2 separate regions of the Homo sapiens genome follow, and region 1 is linked to region 2. A link is an interaction called in ENCODE POLR2A ChIA-PET data of the cell type or tissue named here. Cell type or tissue: PC-9. All regions are shown on one strand.

The links. Peaks named below come from ENCODE experiments on the same cell type or tissue, not always from the same donor. Only the 100,000 strongest peaks of a DNase experiment are listed, where the experiment ranks them.
Region 1: POLR2A ChIA-PET joins it to region 2 with 5 read pairs; 3 of 35 experiments call an interaction of 5 or more read pairs at or near these places.

Annotation. Positions count from the first base shown.
Region 1 is chr1:45,442,306-45,447,305 of GRCh38, forward strand. The region is part of intron 2 of TESK2 (testis associated actin remodelling kinase 2); the gene reads right to left. Among named protein-coding and RNA genes, the nearest start is that of TESK2, 46 kb to the right of the region's middle. RefSeq lists a silencer at 1,131-1,360. In PC-9, no CTCF peak of the experiment used is centred here; DNase peaks (open chromatin) are centred at 66 and 2,716; H3K27ac peaks cover 898 bases.
Region 2 is chr1:45,577,877-45,582,876 of GRCh38, forward strand. No RefSeq gene overlaps it. Among named protein-coding and RNA genes, the nearest start is that of NASP, 3.7 kb to the right of the region's middle. RefSeq lists an enhancer at 4,781-4,830. In PC-9, no CTCF peak of the experiment used is centred here; no DNase peak of the experiment used is centred here.

The DNA.
Region 1 (5,000 bases), 140 kb before region 2:
TAAATTTACATTGATACTTTGCTGTGGGATGGGATTCCAGGTTTTATAGTTTTCACAATACATACCAACAGACTTACATCATGGGTAATGACGTGTACTTGAATTATCTCATGAGACTAGAACAATCATTTTCTTACAAGATTTCAAGGAAGGAGACTTTCTAGGAAGTTTCCAATTATACTCCCAAACAAAACTAGGACTATTATAAAAAGAAAGCAAGAGCCTTTTACTGTATCCCAACAGAACCACTCTTTTTTCTTTTTGACATCCTCAACAGAAGCACTCTTAATTTGAAACATTAAACAGGTTGTCGGCCACTGCTACGCTGCAGCTGAAAAGCTTTTCCACTTACTAGAGGGTAGAAGCTGGCACAATTATTCCATTTGCTTTTATTTTCACAACTGCACACACATGTGCCACTTCCACTTCCACATACTTCAGTTCTTCCCTAAATAAATTTCACTAACATCCAAATCGTTCCAATTTTCTTTTTTCTTTTTGAGACAGTCTCTCTCTATCACCCAGGCTGGAGTGCAGTGGCGTGATCTCGGCTTACTGCAACCTCCACCTCCTGGGTTCAAGCAATTCTCCTGCCTCAGCCTCCCAAGTAGCTGGGACTACAGGCATGTGCCATCGCACCTGGCTAATTTTAGTATTTTTAGTAATGACGGGGTTTCAGTATGTTGGCCAGGCTGGTCTTGAACTCCTGAGCGCAGGTGATCTGCCTTTCTTGGCAAAGTTCTGGGATTACAGGAGTAAGCCAACATATCCGGCCTACTTTCATTATTTCTAAGAAGCTAAACACACTTAAAAGAGGAGATTTTCTGTAATCTCAGCACTTTGTGTGGCCAAGGTGGGGGGATCACTTGAGACCTGGCGTGAACCACTGTGCCCGGCCAACTAAGGTCTATTTTTAAGGATGACCAGATGATCCTAAATTCCAAAACTAAATTATTTTAAAGGAAGACAAATAAACTGGCCGGGCATGGTGGTTCATGCCTGTAATCCCAACACTTTGGGAGACCAAGGCAGGAGGATCGCTTGAGGTCAAGAGTTTGAGACCAGCCTGGCCAACATGGCAAAACCCCATCTCTACTAAAAAATACAAAAAAAAAATTAGCCGAACATGTGGTGCATGCCTGTGGTCCCAGCTACTCGAGAGGCTGAGGCAGGATAATCGCTTGAACCCGGAAGGTGGAGTTTGCAGTGAGTTAAGATCACGCCACTGTACTCCAGCCTGGGTGGCAGAGCGAGATCCATCGCAAAAAAAAAAAAAAAAAAAAAAAAAAAGGCATACAAATAAACTACATAAATCCACACTCTAATTGTAAAGTAATCCATCAACCAATCTTTATTTTGCTATCTAGGACAACTAAAAGTCCTTAAGTTACCTGCACTAGAAGTCAAATATTTCCTTTTATCACCACTGATATACTTTTTATTTAACCTGACCTTTAAAGCTCGATAATCATCTGTACTTTGTAATCAAAGATAAAACTAAACATCACCTACCGGTGCACTACAGCTATTAGATCAGGAGTCGGCAATTTTTTCTGTAAAGGGTAAAACAGTAAATATCTTAGGCTTTGAAGGCCAGGTACAGTGGCTCATGCCCGTAATCTCAATGCTTTGAGAGGCCAAGGTGGGAGGATTGCTTGAGGCAGGAGTTTGACACCAGCCTAGGCAACATAGCGATACACTATCTCTACAAAAAAATTTAAAAATTAGCCGGGTGTGGTGGCACATGCCTGCAGTCCTATCTACTTGTGAAGCTAAGATGGGAGGATCCCTTGAGCTCAGGAGTTCAAAGTTACAGTGAGTTATGATCATGCTACTGCACTCCAGCCTGTGTGACAAAATGAGACTCTATTAAAAAAAAAAAAAAAAGGCTTTGAGGGCCATATGGTCTCTGTTACAAAGTACTCGATGAGTACAGATGTGTTCCAATAAAACTTTATTTCTAAAACTTTGGTCCAAGGGCTGTAGTTTACCAAATACTGTATCAGACTATATTATATGCAACCAAAAATAAACAGACCTATTCCCCCCTTTCCCATTGATAATGTTTTCACCATAAAATTAAACAATTACTTTCTAAAATACCACAAAATACATTTAACTAGCTTTCTTCTATTTTGTAATAGGCATTCATAGTGGGATAATGCTATCCCTATTGCCTCAAATGAGGAATAACAGCCAACTATGAGATTCAGGTTTAGGATTCAGATTTGAACCACACACACTGTACAGAAAGACTGAGCCAATAAATAAAAATAAAGCATTTAGGTTCACATCCAGAATCTATTTGACCCCAGCAGAGGCAAAAGTTAGTTCACCATATTGGAACATATCCACAACCTAGAATAAAATAACTCCCAGGGAAAATGAAACCGCTTTTGCAAAATTGTAACAGTAAGAGAAATCTAACATCGCTGACTCCATCTTGCTTCTAACCACATAAGCTAAACTGTCCCTGTCCATATCCGGGCATAAGCCAAGCTAACTATGGGAGGAATTTAGCTCATGGTTTAACTTTAAAACAAAGATGATAACAGTCCCTTCAGGAAACTAACCCCCTGCTTGCTTGGGGATGAAACTGCCTTTATAAAACTAACAGACTGGCCACACAGTTAGAATTATGGTTCAGGGGTCATGCAGCCAGAGGTCACAAGATTTGTAACTTCCCCAATTGCTCCTACAGATAACATCACTATTGCAAAACCTAAGACTGGTGTTTGAGTATTTTTCGGACCTTGCATTCTGATGCATCAGATGGCACCACCTGGATTGGCAACCTATAACGAGAAACCAGCTTGACTGGTCTTGTGACACCCCCAACCACCACCATCTAGTAACTAACTCAGTGAAAGAAGGCAGTTTCAACCCACTATGATCTCAACCTTGACCCAACCAATCAGCACTCCCCAATCCCTAGCCCCCTGCCTGCCAAACTATCCTCGAAAAACCCTAGCCTCTAAATTCTTGGGGAGATAGACTTGAGAAATAGCTCTCATTCTCATTGCTTGGCTTGCTCTGTGATTATTAAATTATTTCTCTGCTGCAACTCCTGCTGTTCTCAATTTATTGGCTTTTCTGGGAAATGGGTAAGAAGAACCAGTTGGACAATTACAAAAACATCTACCCTTGAAGATGGGCTTTCAATAAAAAATTAAAACTCAAAGTAGAAACAAAAAGCCACGACCAGGTGCAGTGGCTCACACTTGTAATCCCAACACTTTGGGAGGCTGAGGTGGGAGGATCACTTGAGGCCAGGAATTCAAGACCAGCCTGGGCAACATAATGAGACCCTGTCTCTACCAAAAAAAAAAAAAAAAAAAAAATCAGTGGGCATGGCAGCATGCACCTGTGATCCCAGATACTTGGGAGGCTGAGGCAGGAAGGTCACCTGAGCCCAGGAAGTCAAGGCCACACTAAGCCATGATCACATCACCACACTGCAAACTAGGTGACAGAGCAAGACCCTGTCTCCAAGAAATAAATAAACCATGAAGAAGTACCAGTAAACACAATTAATAGCAGGACTTATGATCTACACTCTAAGAGTTGCAACTAATCTGAAAAGTATATAACAAAAAAAATTTTAAAGGTCAAATTTTACTCAGCTCTTTGCAAGTATATTAGAAAAGTTGTAAGAAATTATAATTTTCTAGTAAAATATAATTTACAAAAATTGTCCTCAGGAGAAACAAAAACTTAAGTAGACCAATTATCCTAGAAGAATAGGAAAAGTTTTCCAAGTACTTGGCACAGAATTTCACAGTGGAATTCTACCAAATATTTAAGAAATAAATCATTTTAATACCACTTAAGCTGTTTCAAAGCATAGAAGAAAAAAAACTTCCTTTTTTTTTTTTTTAGACAGGGTCTCACTATTCTGCCCAGGATAGCTCAAGATATCCAAGGTAGGCGGATCACTTGAGGCCAGGAGTTTGAACCAGCATGGGCAACATAGTGAGACTCCATCTCTACAAAAAAGTCAAAAAAATTAGCTGGGTATATTGTTGCACATCTGTAGGCCTAGCTACTCAGGAGGCTGAGGCAGGAGGATCCCTTGAGCCAAGGAGCTGGAAGCACCAGGGAGCTATGATCGTACTACTGCACTCCAGCCTGGGCAACAGAAAGAGACCCTGTCGTCTCTAAAAAAATTTTAAATAAAAATAAAAAAGAGGAAACATTAAAGCTTAAATGCATATATTAGAAAATATGAAATATTAGGAAAAACTGAGATAAGAATAACATTCCAGATCCTAGAGAAAGAACAAAAAAATAGGACCAAGAAAGTAGGCAAAAGAAAGTAACCGAAGATAGAATTAGAAAACAATGAACTATAAAATGCATACAAACAGTAGGTAATCAGTACAATCAAAGAGTAATTATTTGACTGTCAGGTTCTGCCCAGGGTAAAGCTATCAGCAGGCTTGGCAAATATACAAAGTCAAACTTCCCTAAGGCAGGTACAGGGCAAAACCAAATACCCCTGCCTCCATAATCCATTTTTTAAGCTTTCCATTTATCAGTAAACAACAGCTAGTTTAAAAAAGAAAGAAGGGGTATCCTTTGAAAGAAAACATAAATTTGTGTTAAGTGTGATTTTTTAAAATGGGGCCTCAGCCAGGTACAGTTGTTCACACCTATAATCCCAGTACTTTGGGAAGCCAAGGTAGGGGGATCATGTAAGCCCAGGAGTTAGAGACCAGCCTGGGCAACATAGTGAGACCTCAACTCTACAAATAATTTTAAAAATTAGCCAGGCACGGTAATATGCTAGTAGTCCCAGATACTCAGGAGGCTGAAGCAAGAAGATCTCCTGAGCCCAGGAGTTCAAGGCTGCAGTGAGCCAAGATAGTGCCACTGCACTCCAGACTAGGTGACTGAGTGAGGTCTATCTCAAAAACAACAAAAAATGAAATTTAAAAATATAATTGCTTCTTTCACAGTAACACTTAGCTTAAAACACAAACACATTTACCAAGCTGTAC
Region 2 (5,000 bases):
AGCGAGACTTCGTCTCAAAAACAAAACAAAACAAAACAAAACAAAAAAAAAACATGCTCCAGATTTTGTTCAGAAGAGTATACCTTACTCCTCATGCCTGTAATCCCAGCACTTTGGGAGGCCGAGGCTGGCGGATCACAAGGTCAGGAGATTGAGACCATCCTGGCTAACACAGTGAAACCCCGTCTCTACTGAAAATACAAAAAAAATAGCCAGGCCTGGTGGCGGGTGCCTGTAGTCCCAGCTACTCGGGAGGCTGAGGCAGGAGAACAGTGTGAACCTGGGAGGCGGAGCTTGCAGTGAGCTGAGATTGTGCCACTGCACTCCAGCCTGGGAGACAGAGCGAGACTCCATCTCAAAAAAAAAAAAAAAAAGAGGATACCTTACTCAATTTATTAAAGGACATAAATAGCTCAAAGTAAGTTTCCTTGACTCTGAAAAACAAAATAAGGATCAGCAATATTCCAAGCAAAAGTTAAAAAGTTTGCTTCAGTTTCTTGAGTACATTCAGTTAACTCTTGTTTTACTTGATATTTGTGAACATTTTAGCTCTTCATGAGTCCTGTACGTTTTTCCTTTATTCCAATGTCACAATCTCCAAAGTTATCAGAAACCTGTATTTGAGAGCACCTGTCAAAGTTCTATAGCTTATTATAAACCTTGTTTTGAAAAGGATTAAAACGAAACAACAATTGTCTGTGAATAACAAAATGTTCAGTGTAGTTACAGTTAGAAGCACAATTGACAAAGAAGTTTGATTATCTCCGTGGTTTACAAAAACTTAACAACCTTAATTATGATTGATAGCATATACTCAGACATTAGAATTTTAGAAATTCCATACAATTTTGGAACATGTATTATTCACCAAAATGTAACCTAAAGAAGATTGAACACAGTATCAAGTACCTAAATGTTTCAAATAATCCTGTTTAGCTCTCTTTTCTGGACACTCTAGGGGCCCTTCTGAAGTATTCGAAAAGCCAGGTGTCAGGAAAGACAATTTTGAAACTGAAGTTTTATTTTGGAAAGCCTGTTAAATATGTTAGAGGTTTGAAACACTTAAAATAGAATTCCAGATTACAATAAATTATTTATTTTGCCAAAATAATGACTCAGAAACATAAAAAGAAAAAAAAAAAACCTTTTATAAGCCTTTACAAATTTTGCCAAAGAGCAGATTAGTGCCTTAAGAGTACCTTATTGTGCTTTTATTTCAATGTTCAATTTACAGAAAAATCATACAATACACTTTTGAATTTAGTCAATATGTTCACACAGATAATTTCTTTGCAAGATTAATTTTTTTTTTTTTGAGATGGAGATGGAGTCTCACTCTATCACCCAGGCTAGAGTGCAGTGGCATGATTCCAGCTCACTGCAACCTCTGTCTCACGGTTCAAGCAATTCTTGTGTCTCAGAGTCCCGAGTAGCTGGGACTACAGGTGCCTGCCACAATGCCAAGCTAATTTTTGTATTTTTAGTAGAGACCAAAAAGCAGTTTATAACCATAAAACATTTAGCCAACCTGGTATCTGACCTGCATAATTTAGTCCAACTATTTTTTTTTTTTTTAAGACAAAGTTTTGCTTTGTTGCCCAGGATGCAGTGCAGTGGCACGATCTCGACTCACTGCAACCTCTGCCTCCTGGATTCAAGCAATTCTCCTGCCTCAGCCTCCTAAGTAGCTGGGACTACAGGAGCACGCCACCATGCCCAGCTAATTTTTTGTATTTTAGTAGAGATGGGGTTTCACCCTGATGCCCAGGCTGGTCTTGAACTCCTGAGCTCAGGCAATCCGCTCACCTCAGCCTCCCAAAGTGCTGGGATTACAGGCGTGAGCCACTGCACTCGGCCCAGTCCACTTATTTATATTTTGATGACATTGGCTTTTTACCAATAATCTTTAAGGCTGTTTTCATTTCTCAAAGATTAAAGTCAGGTGAACTGAAAAGTATCACAGGTTTTATCTTTCCTTTTATTTTTTTTGAGATGGAGTTTCGCTCTTGTTATCCAGGCTTGAGTGCAATGGCACAATCTCAGCTCACCGCAACCTCCACCTCCCAGGTTCAACTGAGTCTCCTGCCTCAGCTTCCCAAGTAGCTGGGATTACAGGCATGGGCCACCAAGCCTGGCTAATTTTGTATTTTTAGTAGAGATGGGGTATGTCCATGTTGGTCAGGCTGGTCTCGAACTCCTGACTTCAGGTGATCCGCCCGCCTTGGCTTCCCAAAGTGCTGGGATTACAGGCGTGAGCCACCACACCCAGCCTATCTTCCCTTTAATAAATATTTGATCCAAGTGCTTATCTTCCTTTAGGCCAATTAATTAGAGCTATTTCTATAGACGTCACACACAACACGTATATAACTCCACGGACAGGCAGAAGAAAACCCAGCCCCCACAAGATCCTTCATTTGCCAATCTCCTATTTGGACCATTGGCCTTTGAGGACTTTTAATTCCTGGGGTTACATGAGGAAAACAGGCCGGGCATGGTGGCTTATGCCTGTAATCCTAGCACTTTGGGAGGCCAAGGTGGGTGGATCAGCTGAGGTCGGGAGTTCAAGACCAGCCTGGCCAACGTGGTGAAACCCCATCTCTACGAAAACTACAAAAATTAGCTGTGCACGGTGGTGCTCGCCTGTAATGCTAGCTACTCAGGAGGCTGAGGCAGGATAATCACTTGAACCCAGGAGGTGGAGATTGCAGTGAGCTGAGATCATGACAGCACACTCCAGCCTGGGCGACAGAGTGAGACTCTGTCTCAAAAAAAATTTAAAAAGTACATGGATTTAAAATATACTTATTTTTTAAAATTTTTATTTTTTGTTTTTTTGAGATGGAATCTCACTCTGTTGCCCAGGCTGGAGTGCAGTGGTGCAATCTCGACTCACTGCAACCTCCGCCTCCTAGGTTCAAGCGATTCTCCTGCCTTAGCCTCCTGAGTAGCTAGGATTATAGGCGCCCACCACCATGCCCGGCTAATTTTTGTACTTTTAGTAGAGACGGGGTTTCACCATGTTGGCCAGGCTGGTCTCAAACTCCTGACCTCAGGTGATCTGCCTGCCTCGGCCTCTCAAAGTGCTGGGATTACAGGCGTGAGCCACCCTGCCTGGCCTTATTTTTATTTATTTATTATTTATTTATTTTTGAGACAGAGTCTCACTCTGTCACCCAGGCTGGAGTACAGTGGTGCGATCTCAGCTCACTGCAACCTCCACCTCCTGGGTTTAAGTGATTCTCCTGCCTCAGCCTCCTGAGTAGCTGGGACTACAGGCCCCCACCACCATGTCCGGCTAATTTTTGAATTTTTAGTAGAGATGGGTTTTTACCATGTTGGCTAGGATGGTCTTGATCTCCTGACCGTGTGATGCACCCGCCTTGGCCTCCCAAAGTGTTGGGATTACAGGCGTGAGCCACTGTGCCCAGCTATTCATTTTATTTTATTTATTTATTTTTTGAGATGAAGTCTCGCTCTGTTGCCAGGCTGGAGTGCAGTTGCACGATGTCGGCTCACTGCAAACTGCCTCCCAGGTTCAAGCGATTCTCCTGCCTCAGCCTCCCGAAGTAGCTGAGATTTCAGGCGCCTGCCACCACGCCTGCCTAATTTTTGTATTTTTAGTAGAGATGGGGTTTCACCAGGGGATCCAGGCTGGTCTCAAACTCCTGACCTCAGGTGATCTGCCCGCCTCGGCCTCCCAAAGTGCTGGGATTACAGGAGTGAGCCACCGCGCCCGGCCTGCATCCAGCTATTTATTTTTTTTTGAGATGGAGACTCACCATCGCCCAGGCTGGAGTGTAGTAGTGCAATCTCAGCTCACTGCAACCTCCAACTCCTGGGTTCAAGTGGGTCTCTTGCCTCAGCCTCCCAAGTAGCTGGGATTACAGGAGCCTGCCACCACTCCCGGCTAATTTTTGTATTTTTAGTAGAGATGGTGTTTCACTATGTTCGCTAAGCTGGTCTCGAACTCCTGACTTCAAGTGATCCGCCTGCCTCAGCCTCCCAAAGTGCTGGGATAACAGGCACCTGCTACCACGCCCAGCCTAAAATATATTTTAAAATATATTTCTCTGAGTTCCTCAAGGTAGAGTCCATGTCTTTTGTCCCCAGAACCTAGTACAAAGTCTTGTACCTCAAAGTTGCTCAGTGAATATTAATTTAATGGATGAATCGGTCACACCAGTAATTGCAGAGGTTTTCTCAGGCCCTAGCCCTGGCTGCAAGGACTTTGGAGAGATCTCCCCTCCCAACACCCTCCATTTACCACATCATCAGACTGTGGTAGCCATTCAATGAGTGCTTAGCGTGAATTCTACACAGTGCTAATTACCTGTAATTCTCACAATGTCCTTAAGCGGTGGCTACTAATATGTCTTCATTTTACACTTAACCTTAATCCCAGCTACTCGATTACAATCCGGGTTACGTGACCTGGCTCACGTCACCTAGCTAATAATGGAAGAGCCCATGTATGTTTGCCATAGGAATTGGCATTTTCACGTCCAGCTCTCTAGCCCCAAAGATTTCAACCTCTTCGAGCCTTGACAGATTGGAATAAGAATCCTCTCCAGGAATCTTTCCCAATATGCTGGAACCTAAAGGGAAATAAAAACCCCTACTCCGATCAGCGTAGACTGGGCCATGGTGAAAAGGAATGGATGATACTCCAGGTGTGAGGAATTGCAGCTTTTTAGCCTGCCAGTTATTTTTCACTCAGCCATTTGCAGGAAATGAGGCACACTGCTTTCCATAACTGATTTGTCTTGCAACTTTCTGAACAAGTCACAGCTTCCCCTTTTTTTTTTTTTTGAGACGGAGTCTCGCTCTGTTGCCCAGGCTGCAGTGCAGTGGCGAGATCTCGGCTCACTGCAACCTTTGCCTCCCGGGTTCAAGTGATTCTCCTGCCTTAGCCTCCCGAGTAGCTGGGATTACAGGAGCCTGCCACCACACCTGGCTAATTTTCGTATTTTTAGTAGAGACGGGGTTTCACCATGTTG